2 separate regions of the Mus musculus genome follow, and region 2 is linked to region 1. Evidence: chromatin loops called from intact Hi-C (ENCODE). Cell type or tissue: gastrocnemius. All regions are shown on one strand. Links, peaks and the distances in the headings refer to the core of each region. The heading gives the core; the rest is flanking DNA.

What was found. Hi-C counts contacts between places; a loop is a spot of excess contacts. Peaks named below come from ENCODE experiments on the same cell type or tissue, not always from the same donor. Only the 100,000 strongest peaks of a DNase experiment are listed, where the experiment ranks them.
Region 2: it touches region 1 in a loop (6-fold over the local background); 1 of 42 quality-filtered maps calls a loop at or near these places.

The regions. Positions count from the first base shown.
Region 1 is chr19:4,047,768-4,055,892 of GRCm38, forward strand. No RefSeq gene overlaps it. Among named protein-coding and RNA genes, the nearest start is that of Gstp3, 7.6 kb to the right of the region's middle. In gastrocnemius, for the core only: CTCF peaks have their summits at 3,429 (motif pointing right) and 4,446 (motif pointing right); a DNase peak (open chromatin) is centred at 4,416; H3K27ac peaks cover 1,827 bases.
Region 2 is chr19:3,944,598-3,948,597 of GRCm38, forward strand. Unc93b1 (unc-93 homolog B1, TLR signaling regulator) reads left to right here. Exons shown (of 11, transcript NM_019449.2): 10 at 2,410-2,528. Among named protein-coding and RNA genes, the nearest start is that of Unc93b1, 11 kb to the left of the region's middle. In gastrocnemius, for the core only: a CTCF peak has its summit at 2,297; a DNase peak (open chromatin) is centred at 2,296.

The DNA.
Region 1 (8,125 bases), core at 1,948-5,947:
TTTTTATATTTTCATCTTTCAGTTTTATATGGTATGTGAATCTGTTATTTACTGTTTCAACGTTGAGAAAATCACTTATTTATTTATTGTGTCATGCAAGGGAGTGTCACATCATGCTTGGTGGCAATGCCTTTATCTGCTGAGCCATCTTGCTAGCCCACTCTTTATTCTATTTTACACTCCTAACTGTCCTTTTTGTGCTTCTGTATTTCCACAATGTGCGTCCTCTGTGTGTACTTGGCTCTGCAGAAGGCTGTTGCAGTTGATGCAACGGGAACTTGTGAGACACTTGCGCCCCCTGGTGGACTTGATCAGTCTATTGTTTTACTTTGCCAAACTAGGATTTATTAAAACTCTGGTTTTAGTTGCCAACCTTAGTGGCTTCAAGGAGCTGAATCCCAGGGAAATGAGATGACAGCCAATCTCTTGTCACCCGCAAGCAGATCCTGAGATGAGAGGCTCTCCTCAAGACCCTTGGGGCAGGAAGGACTTCCAGACTCTAATATGTCAGTCTTAGAGCATTTGAGGAGAAAGCATGGATAGGAGAAATTCCCTCTTCCCCCAGCACCTCTCTCCAGCACAGTCTGCAGCCATCTGACCGGGAATGCCCGCAGCTGCATTAGGTCAGTAAGTGACAGTGTGACAGCAACGACAGTCCTTCCTCAACCATGGGGGACCAGTGGTAAGGACTGGGTGACAGTGGTCCCATGGCCTCCCTTTGTCAATACCTTCATGCACTCTCAGTCTCAAACTTCACATCTACACACACACACACACACACACACACACACACACACACACACACACACACGTCAACCACCTGTCTCTTAGAAGTATGTCTGCTCAACAACCCCTAACCTCTTGTTTTTGTTTTAATTTTGATTTATCTTATGTTACATGCACGAGTGTTTTGCGTGCATGTATGTGCATCACATGCACCATGGTGCTCTTAGAGGTAAGAAGAGAGCATCAGATCCCCTGGAACTGGATGTATGGATGCTGTGACCACTATGTGAGTGCTGGACACTGTACCCGGGTCTCTGAAAGACCTTCTAACCACTGAGCCGTCTCTCCAGCTTTTTTTTTTCTCATTTTTTTCCCCCCTGAAACAACTTCTCTCTGCAATTTGCTAGTGGAGTTGAGGTTAGTGTGTGCTAGGTCACCACAGAATGTGAAGGCTTGGACTGAAGAGATGGCTTAGTGGTTAATAAGAGTAGTGACTTGAGCTGGAGAGATGGCTCAGCGGCTAAGAGCACTGGCTGCTCTTCCAGAGGTCCTGAGTTCAATTCCCAGTAACCACATGGTGGCTCACAACCATCTGTAATGGGATCCGATGCCCTCTTCCGGCGTGTCTGAAGACAGCTACTCATAGACAATAAATAAATAAATAAATCTTTAAAAAAAAAAAAAAAAGAGTACTGACTGCTCTTCCAGAGGTCCTGAGTTCAATTCTGAGCACCTACATGGTGGTTCAGGCCCATCTATAAAGGGATCCGATGCCCTCTTCTGGCATGCAGGTGTACATGCAGCAGAGTACTTTCACATAAAATAATAACCAAACCAAACCCCAAATCCAAAACCCAAAAACCAAATTAAAAAAAAAAAGTTTGGGGGCTGGAGAGATGGCTCGGCAGTTAAGAGCACTGGCTGCTCTTCCAGAGGTCCTGAGTTCAAATCCTAGCAACCACATGGTGGCTCACAACCATCCGTATTGGGATCTGATGCCCTCTTCTGGTGTGTCTGAAAAGAGTGTCAATGCACTTACATATGTTAAATAAATAAATTTTTAGAGAGAGAGAAAGAGCTTCCACATGGAGGACCTTGGCCATCACCTGCCTCTGTAGATAAAGTTTTATTGGATCCTTGTTTGTTTTGAGACAGGGTTTCTCTATGTAGCTCTGGCTGTCTCTGTATACCAGGCTGGCCTCCAACTCACAGAGATCTTCCTGTGTCTGCCTCTTGAGTACTGGGACTAAAGGTCCAACAGCTTTTGGGCAACAGCAGCGGTGGGGATGATGAGCCAGAAATTAAACGTGTGCAGTGTGCTGTCCATCCTGTGCCGAAACTCTGCTGACCCCTTATACAGTGTCCTCAAGACACTGAGTCATGAGCACCTCTCAGTGTCATTTGCTTCTCCAGGGTGGTCGCTGTGGAGTGTCCCAGAGCAATGTCCAGCACTTGCCAACATCCCTGCACTGACATCAGGGTCCAGCGGGTGGGAGTTCCAGACACTCCTGCAGTAGACTCAGAGGGTCTCAACAGCTTCAGATACTACCTCATTGCTCGGGACCACAGAGAAAATGCCACCAAGCTGGCTCAATGCCTTTCCACAGACCATGGTCCCTCAGAGTAAGCACTTCTCTCTGTAGGATGACAGGCAATGTGCCAAAGTCATGAAGGCCTCCCAGGCAGCAGAGGCCACTAGGGGAAATCATCGCTTTTTATATACTTTTCTATTTCTTTTTAAATTTATTTATTTTATGTCATTGTCCTCAGACACACCAGAAGAGGGCATCAGATCCCATTACAGATGGTTGTGAGCCACCATATGGCTGCTGGGATTTGAACTCAGGACCTCAGCACCTCAGTCAGTGCTCTTAACCTCTGAGCCATCTCTCCAGCCCCCTATATACTTTTCTGTTACATTTGGTATGAATGTGTGCGTGCATGCGTGCATGCATGTGTGTGTTTATGTGTGCACTCATGCTCATACCACAGTACCTGTGGAGGCAAAAGGATAGTCTGCTGGAGTTGGCTTTCTCACTCTATCTCGTAAGATCCAGAGATAGAATTCACGCCATTAAGCTTGGTAGCAGGTCCCTTTACTCTCTAGCCACCTCGCTAGCCCAGGGTTCTCCAGTCTTACTCTGTACAAATGAGGCTTTGGTGTAGAAGTCTAGCCAGGGAAGCATTCTACCCTGTTCTTCTAGCTTCTCTCACTCATCACCTCCAAGGACATGTTTTAGAGGTGAGGAGAAAGGGAGGGGAGGTGCAAGGCTGAGCAATGAAGGCAGCAAACATTGCCATGGTGTCTGCAGTGACTGGCATTCTGTGAAGTTCACCATAGCATAGAATCCTGACGGAAGTGATCACCTTGACTTTGTAAAGACATCAACGGCAAAGGTTATGGAAGGGCTGAAAAGGGAAGTGCCATCACCGAGGCCTTCACAAAGTAAGAAATTATAAATTAATGTCTGTAGTTTATAACATCAGAAATGAAGATCTCGCTTGCTTTTAAGATAGGGCCCCAAACCAGACTCACAGAGATCTCTGCTTCCTGACAGCTGAGATTAAAGCATGTCTATAAAAATATAAAAATATATAAATAAAAAATTTATCTTTTAATTGTGTATGTGTATGTAAGTGTGTGTCCACATCTATGTATAGGTATGCGCATGTGAGTGCAGTGCCCACAGAGGCCAGAAGAGGGCATCAGATCCCTTAAAGCTGGTTATGAGTGGTTGTGAGCTGCTCCATGTGAGTGCTGAGTACTGAACGCCAGTCTTCTGTTACTGCATTATGTGGTCCTAACTGCTACACTGTCTCTCTTGCCTCGTAGTTTTAGTTCTGTTTGTTAGATTTAATCTTTTTTATCCTGCTTGTGTGTGTGTATTTGCACGGTGTGTGTCTGTGGGTGGCGCACTTGTGAGGATCAGAAGACAACTTTGTAGAGTCAGTTTTCTCCTCTACCTTCTTGTGGGCTCTTGGGATTGAACTTGGGTTGCCAGGCTTGCTCCACAATCCCCCTTACCAACAAAACCACCTTGCCAAACCTGCTTGTGTTTCGGATGTGTGCCTGAGATCAGTCTCAGGGCCTTGGACACGCTAAGTTATTACCCTACTTCTGAACTATAACCAATGATATGATTGCTAGTTTTGGATGCATTGGCTTGTTTGTTTTCATTGTTGTTGTTTTTTTTTTTTTGAGACAGAGTCTATTTACCCTGGGCTGGCCTTGAACTAATGACCCTTCTCTCTCAGCCTCCCATGTCCTAGGACTGCAGGCACGGTTCCCTACCCAGTCCAATTTTGTGTAGTAGTTGTTGTTTTTCAAAACAGGGTTTCTTTTTGTAGCCCTGGCTGTCCTGCAGGATTTTTTTTTTAAGTTGAGAAAACAAGACTCTATAAAGAGGGCAATGTGGTTACTATAATCTCATTTCCAAAATAGAGAAACCGAAAATAGTGCAGTATTCCCTGGGGGAGGTTGGCAGACAGAGACGCTGCTCAGGAAGCAAATCAACACAGACTGCTCCAAGCAGGCAGGTTACAAAACAGTAATAAAGAGTAAACCAGTGCTTCAAAACCCAACCAACCAACCAACCAACCAACCAACCAACCATCCAACCAACTAGCCAGCCAGCCAGCCAGAGTAAACCACTGAAAACCAGCTTAAGAGTTAAAGTGTTGACCACCAGGGGGCGCTGGAGTGCAGAGGCTGAGGCCAAGGGTCGTTCCTATTCACCAGGCCCCCTGAGTATTTTAATGTTTTTGAAGAATGCTAATACTCTGCCAATAGAATTCTGTTGTTTGAGTTTTGCATCTTGCAGGCTCTTATGGCCACAGTTGCCGCTGACAAGCAAAGCTTAGGTCCCTAAAGTGCTTTAATGTGTTTGCCCCAGAACGGGGCATGAGCATTCATTCCGTGTGTTACTCTGCCCCATCTACACCATGCCCCTTGCAGCTACTACAGAGTCAACCAACTTTTTCAGAGTCGTGCCTTTTTTGGCAAGTACATCAATGCGATTGAAATTTTGCTAAACTTCTGTGAGTCATTTCAGTAAATCGATGAACCACTGGAACCCCCAGTTTGGTAGCAAATTTGTCAGGGTACACGAGGTTTAAGCATGCTTTAATCCCACCACTGGGGAGGTGGAGACAGGTGGGTCTCTGTTGAATTGAGGCCAGCCTGATCTACATAGTGATTTCCAGGCTAGCTAGGGCCACAGAGTGAGACTCTGTCAAGGAAAAAAAAAGACAGGAAGCTTGTGACTGAGACAGATCTGACTAAGTCTTTCCCTTGGGGATCTATGCTGGCTTGGGGCAGCTTAGTGTGAGAATGGAGTCGAACTGTGCGCGTAGAGCTAGTGTTGGCCATCTGGTAGTGGAATGGAAAACATGATAATAAGTGAGCTCCCTCAGGTCTGGCCTCAGACATCTGTCTCTGCCTCTTTGAACCCCTAGTACATAGACAGCCCACTCTCTGTCCTAGGCACTGCTGCACCAGCCTGTTACTGAAGATCTAGGTAGGCTAAAATGGAGCTGCCTGGGGCACAGCCCAGGCTCCCTCTCCTCCCACTAGTACCATCTATTCCTGCCTGCTTGGGCTCAGGAAGTGCTGTCTATGACATCCAGACATAGACATATACATAGGACATAGACATGGTCCTCTCTGATCAAAGCTCCTACCTGCCTGTATTCAGGCTCCTCTTAGGAATTTTTTTGTTTTTGCTTTTCTAGAAAGGGTTTCCCTGTGTATCTGTGGCTGACCTGGAACTCGCTCTGTAGACCAGGCTAGCCTTGAATTTAGAGATCCACTTGAGTATGCCTTCCAAGTGCTGAGATTGAAGGAATGTGGGAGATGCTGACCAAAGGTACCATGTTAGCATGACAAATGACAAAGACTGCTTAGAGGCTCAGCATCCCTTTCCCCACTGCTCTGCTGGCAAAACCCTTCCTCTCCCACTCATTTAAGTGATAGAAAGGAGGGGGGGATATAACCACACCAGAGGCAGGTTCTTCCAGAGATGTTTTATCTGTCTGCTTCTGATGGTCTCTGACTCTGTGAGGTCATAATACAAGATCCAACGTCTTCATTCAGTAGCCCAGCATGTCCACAGCATTGTAAAACCTTGGGCTCTGTCCCCAGCACCACAAACACACACACAGATAAACACATAGACACACACACACAAATTCCTTCAGCTATGATGAGCCAAAACAAAACAAAACAAAACAAAACAAAAGGCCGGGCTGGAGAGATGGCTCAGCGGTTAAGAGCACTGACTGCTCTTGCAAAGGTCCTGAGTTCAAATCCCAGCGACCACATGGTGGCTCACAACCATAATGAGATCCGATGCCCTCTTCTGGAGTGTCTATCTCACGTGCTGGGGTCACAGGCTCATGGCTGCTACATTTAGCTTTTACATGGGTTCTGGGAATGGAACCCAGGTTCTCTTCAGCCTTTTATGTTTTGATCCAGAATCTCATCATGTAGCCCTGGCTGGCCTGGAAGTCTACGCAGACCAGGCTAGCCTCAAACTCACAGTGATTCATCAGCACTGCCCCTGAGTACTGGGATTAAAGGTGTGCATCACCGTGCTTGCCGCAGGTCCTCATCGTTGTTGTTTTTAAGATTTTATTCTATATACAGCATTCTACTTCTATGAAGACGGCATCAGATCTTATTACAGATGGTTGTGAGCCACCATGTGGTTGCTGGGAATTGAACTCAGGACCTCTAGAAGAGCAGTCAGTGCTCTTAACCGAGCCATCTCTCCAGCCCCAAGGTCCTCATTCGTACAAAACAAGTACTTTACCAGCCAGCCAGGGCTCTGTGTTCTGAGGAGGAGCTTGTCAAGGAGTGTGGACATATTTTTAACCTATCAATCTCTCTCAGCCAAAGGCAAACCAGTTGTTCTTTCTCTCCTCTCTCTTTTCTTCCTCCTCTTCCTCTTCTTGAGGTTTTTGTTTGTTTGTTTTTGTTTTTGTGTTGTTGTTGTTGTTGCTTTTGTTTTTTCTGGTTTTTCCAGACAGGGTTTCTCTGTATAGCCCTGGCTGTCCTAGAACTCACTTTGTAGACCAAGCTGGCCTCAAACTAACAAATCTGACTGCCTCTGCCTCCCAAGTGCTGGCAGTAAAGGTGTGCGCCACCACGCCCGGCTTCTTGTGTTTTTTGTTTTTGTTTTGTTTTTTGAGACAGAATTTCTCTGTGTAGCCCTGATTATCCTGGAACTCACTCCATTGACCAGGTTGGCCTTGAACTCCAGAGACCCGCCTGCCTGCCTGCCTCTGCCTCCTGAGTGCTGAGGTTAAAGGTGTGCACCATTTGCTTGGCACAAGATGTATTTTCAGAGGGAAGTGATTGTGGTTCGCATGACTAAGCCAAAAGATGGATAAATGGATGGATGGAGTGAAGTCAGCTTCTCAAACCTGGTACCAAGAACTGAAGCCTCCCCCATCCTACTCTGGTGGAGAATTGAGGAGAAAGAGACAGAGAGGGAGAGGTGAAAAGAGAAAGAAAGGGATAGATGGAGACAGAGAAAGATGGAGGGAGAAAGACAGAGAGACAGAGGGAGATAGAGCCACATAGACAGAGACACAGAGAGAGATGGAAAGAGACAGACAGAGACACAGAGAGAAAGAGGAGAGAGGCTCCACCTCAGATGAGGGTGAAGAAAGGGGCATGACGAACTGTGCCAGTGAGGTGGGGTCTGTCAGAGATGGACTCACATTGTTCCAGTTCTTTGTTCATTGAGAGCTCACTTCTGCATCCATAACTAAAGCCAGAGCTGAGGCTCTGGGATGGGCTAGCCTTAGCTCACATGTTAGTCCTGCATTTACAGGACAAGACCTGGCACAGGAGGAAGATGCTGGGGACTAACACGGAATGGGAGGAAGAGATGCCCAGATGGTTGTCAGGTTGGAACTGGGCAGCCATCCCAACGTGTGTGTGACCGTTGCCTCGGCTGAATTTAGGAGCCAAAGGTCGCAATTGCCCTGTTTTTAGAACAGCAGGAAAAAGCATCTGCTTCAGACTTGCAAAATGGTAACTTTCCACAGAGACAGCCCAGGCAGGTGAGCAGGGAGGCCTCAAGCCTCCTGCACCTGCAGTCTGTAGCAGAGGCTGCTGCCTCTCATGGCCTGGTGGCCATACTTTTAAGATGAAAGCAGTCCTGGGGGCACAAGTCTTCCAGTCATTTTCTCTGACAAAAACTAGGATCATGACAGAAGTTAAGCTGAGAGGAAACAGCAAGCTTGTGCCATGGACCCAGGGCGGCAGAAAACAGCCATGCAGGCAAGCAGGCGGGCCAAACAAGGCTCCTCCCTCCAGCCTCTGTCTAAAGTTGGCAGAGGAATGTTCAGAGCTCAGGAGTTGGGGTGAGGGGTGTTGCCAAACAGAGACGCA
Region 2 (4,000 bases), core at 1-4,000, 110 kb before region 1:
AGACCTGGGGAGAGTATATAGAAATACACACCAGCACTCAGGGATATGTTAGCATAATTTCTGAGCACGGGAAACAGATCCTGAGTTCCAGGCTCCAGGGAGGGAGAGGGTGCCAGGTGCTTGTCTGTCCTGCAGGGTGTAGGTGCAGAACTGGACTCTTTCTTTTCTGTTTCTATTTCTCAGGGTCTCACTATGTAGCCTCAGCTAGTCTGGCATTCACCATATAGATTCCAGATTGGCCTTGAACCCATAGAGATTCACATGTTTCTACCTCCCAAGTGCTAGAATCAAAGTCATATGCCACCACACTCAGCCTTTTTCCTTCTTCTTCAATTATATGTTTTGAGACAAAGCCTTACACTGTAGCCCAGGCTGGCCTGGACTCACCATGTAGCTCAGGCTGACTTTAAACAAGTTTGATTCTATCTTAGATCCCTGAGTGCTGGAATTACCCCAGCCCCCTATTCTCCTTTTTTCTTTTTAGTTAATTCTTTAAAAAGATTTGTTTATTTATTATATGTAAGCACACTGTAGCTGTCTTCAGACACACCAGAAGAGGGCATCAGATCTCATTATGGATGGTTGTGAGCCACCATATGGTTGCTGGGATTTGAACTCAGGACCTTTGGAAGAGTAGTCAGTGCTCTTAGCCACTGAGCCATCTCTCCAGCTTGTTTTTGTTTTTGAGACAGGGTTTCTGGGTAGCCTTGGCTGTCCTAGAACAAGCTCTGTAGACCAGGCTAGCCTCAAACTCAGATATCTGCCTGCCTCTTCCTCCCAAAACTTAAAAATTAATATTATTTATTTATTTATAATGCATATGTGTATGAATGTGGGAGTAAGATGTCATGGCATGAACGTGGAGTCCAGAGGATAGTTGGTGGAAGTCGATTTTCTCCGTCTACCACATATGTCCTGGGGATTGAACACAGAAAGGTTAGGCTTGGTGTCAGGTGCCTTTTACCCACTAAGCCATCTCATTTGCTCTTCTTTTTCTCTCTTTTTCTTTCTTTCTTTCTTTTCCCTTTTTTTGTTTTTTGGTTTTTTTGTTTTGTTTTGTTGTGTTTTGACATGGCCTTTGTATATATCCTTGTTTGGCCTAGAAATTGTTATGTAGACTAGGCTGGCCCCAAACTCACAGAGATCAGTCTGCTTGAGTCTCCCCCATTCTGGAACTAAGGTGTGCTTTCATACCTGGATGGATTTTTGTTTGTAACGAGGATCAAGGTACAGTCCAAACCCAGCTTGCCCAACCTCAGAATCCATGCTCAAACCTGGGCAGCTGGAGTGAGAGCCTGAGAAAAGAAGCTATGGTAGGCCAGGCTTCAGCTGCGTGGGGGCTCCCTGGGTATGTGTGAGATGGGTTTGTGTTGGTGACAGACAGCTGGCACACGTGAGTGCAGCCGTGTAGGTTGTCCTTACTGGCACTGATCCTCATGGTCTAATGCTGTTGACAGTTTCAAGTGTCCCCACCTCCCCAAGTCACATGATGGACGTGTTCATGCTCTGAGCTGGACCAAGCTTAGCAAGGTCAGCCAGGGCTGTGCAATCTTCATACTTGAGAGCTTTTAATCCATCAGACAACCCATATAAACTCTTTTCAAAGTTGGGCCAGCTTTGGAGATTTCAGTCGTTTTCCTGAAATCGCCCTTAATGTGACCTTTGAACCTTTACTTTTTCCAGTCCTGAGCTCCAGAGTCTCAGCTCCAGTTGCTGTTTCTCTACCACCTTGAGGTGAACCCTCAGGAAACCAGCTCCTCCCCCGCCGGCTCCGCCCCCAGGAAACCAGCCCCCGCCCCCAGGCTTGGCTTGTGAAAAGTTAGTTGCTGAAATGTATAGGAGTTAGGCTCTGGTTCTGCCTCCCAGCCCCATGCTCTCAGAAATAAGACTCAGACTCAAAATATATTTACAAATACCTTGGCCATATAGCTAGGCTCTACTCTGATCATAACTAAAATATCTATATATTTTAGATCATAAGTAAAATATCCCATTTATTATAACCTGCATTCTGCCATGGGGCTGGCCTGTGCTCAGGTGCTATGTGTCCTGTTGCTCACATCTTCCCAAGCTGATCTCCTGAGAGTGGCTCTATCCCAGAATTCTTTCTGCCTCTCAGATATCCCACCTTCTATTTCCTGCCTATTCCTTCTATTTTCTGAGCCCCTGGCAAGGTAGAGAAACAGCAGCTGAGTGCTTGGCACACTGGGTGATGGGTCAAAAGCAGACAGGATTCAGTGGAGGGTCCTTGCACCTCTGGGCTCATCTTGACAGTGTAGTAACAGAAGTCTCCAGTAGGGGCCAGGCGAGGATTGGTGCACAGCTCTTGCTGGTCTTCCTAGCTCAGTCTCAGGAACTGAGATGGAACTGGTACAGGGTTCCTTACCTGCTTTGTGCCTTTACCTGCAGCACTCCTGGGCATCCTATATGAAGACAAAGAGAGGCAGGACTTCATCTTCACCATCTATCACTGGTGGCAGGCCGTGGCCATCTTTGTTGTGTACCTGGGCTCCAGCTTGCCCATGAAGGTGAGGATGGGTGGAGTTTGGGTATCCATGCCTCACTGGGAAACAGACTTGGATTTCATAGCCTCCTAAATGCAGTACTTTCTAAAGGCCAAGCACTGAGCCAAGGACCCCTTAGTCCATGGGGTAAACCCAGTACCCCAGTGACTGTTTTACCTGCTAGCCTCGGTCCTGTGGGCACACTCGGCTGAGCTGTGGGTGGTTGGATCACCTGCTCACTAGCTTCTGGACTTCTGGACACCCAGGGCCTCCCATTTCAGCTCCTATAGGAATGAGCTCTTCTATGCTTTTACATTGTTTTGACGATATAGCTCTGGCTGTCCTGGAACTCTGTAGACCAGGTTGGCCTCAAACTCACAGAGATCCACTTGCCTCTGCCTCCCAAGTGCTGGGATTAAAGGCATGCACCATTATACTGGGCTTGTTTTGTTTTTAAACAAAATGGTATCCCTGGCTGGCCTGGAACTCCCTGTATAGACCTAGCAGGCTTGGAACTCACAGATTCCCCTGCCTCTGCCTCCTGAGTGCTGGGATTAAAGGTGATTTTGGTTTGTTACTGACTGTGCTGGAGGTGGGAGCCAGGGTCTTTCTTGCTACCTATCAGTGTACCTGAGGTTCCTAGCCTGTTCCTAACCCAAGCCTGTCATTTTAGCAGGTCCTTCTCACATGTTTTTGTTCCATTTTTCTGTATCATTGGGCCAGGATCTCAAGGTAGCCCAGACTGACCTCAGCCTTCTATGGGCTGAGATGACTGACAGGCCTGTACTGACAGGCCCAGCTTTGTGCAGCATTTTTTTTTTTAAGAAAGCAAAATGAATCGAAAAAGCAAGGAATCAGAGTACAAAGTACAAATACAAAACTATTTGTGTGTTTCTTTCTGGGCTGTGGGTTACAGTCAAACTGTCTGAAGAGAGGAGTAGGCGTGCTCAGAGGTGAGCACCTTCCTGGTACATGCATGGCTCACCCCAACACTGAAGACAAAAAGAAAAAACACTGGAAAGATTTACTGTGCCCTCCCTGTAGTGGATTTGAATATCAATATATCTGTATCTATATCGGTATCTGTATCTGTATCTATAGCTACATTTTATCCCCCACACATAGTCTCAAAATGTAGCCCCAGCCTGCCTTGACCTCTTAGACCCCCTGCTCCCACTTCTCAAGCCATGGGATTAAGAGGCTGGTGCCTCTATGCACACCTGCCTGTGTGCTACTGTGTTTAGGGCAATGGACTAGTTTAACTGTGGTTCAGGGAAGTCAGGCCTACTTTTAGACTTTCTCAGACCTTCATGTTTTCTCTGAGACAAAGGGATTAGCCCCTTTTAGGTTGTGAAATTGAGCCCTGCTGAGATATGGTGACTTTAAAGTCTGTGTGGGGTTTGAGCCTTGTACTCAGAGACTGCCTTGGAAATCCTGGGTGAGGGGGCAGGGAAGGGAAGAGCCAGGAGGTGGGGGAGAAGGAAGACCTAAAGGAG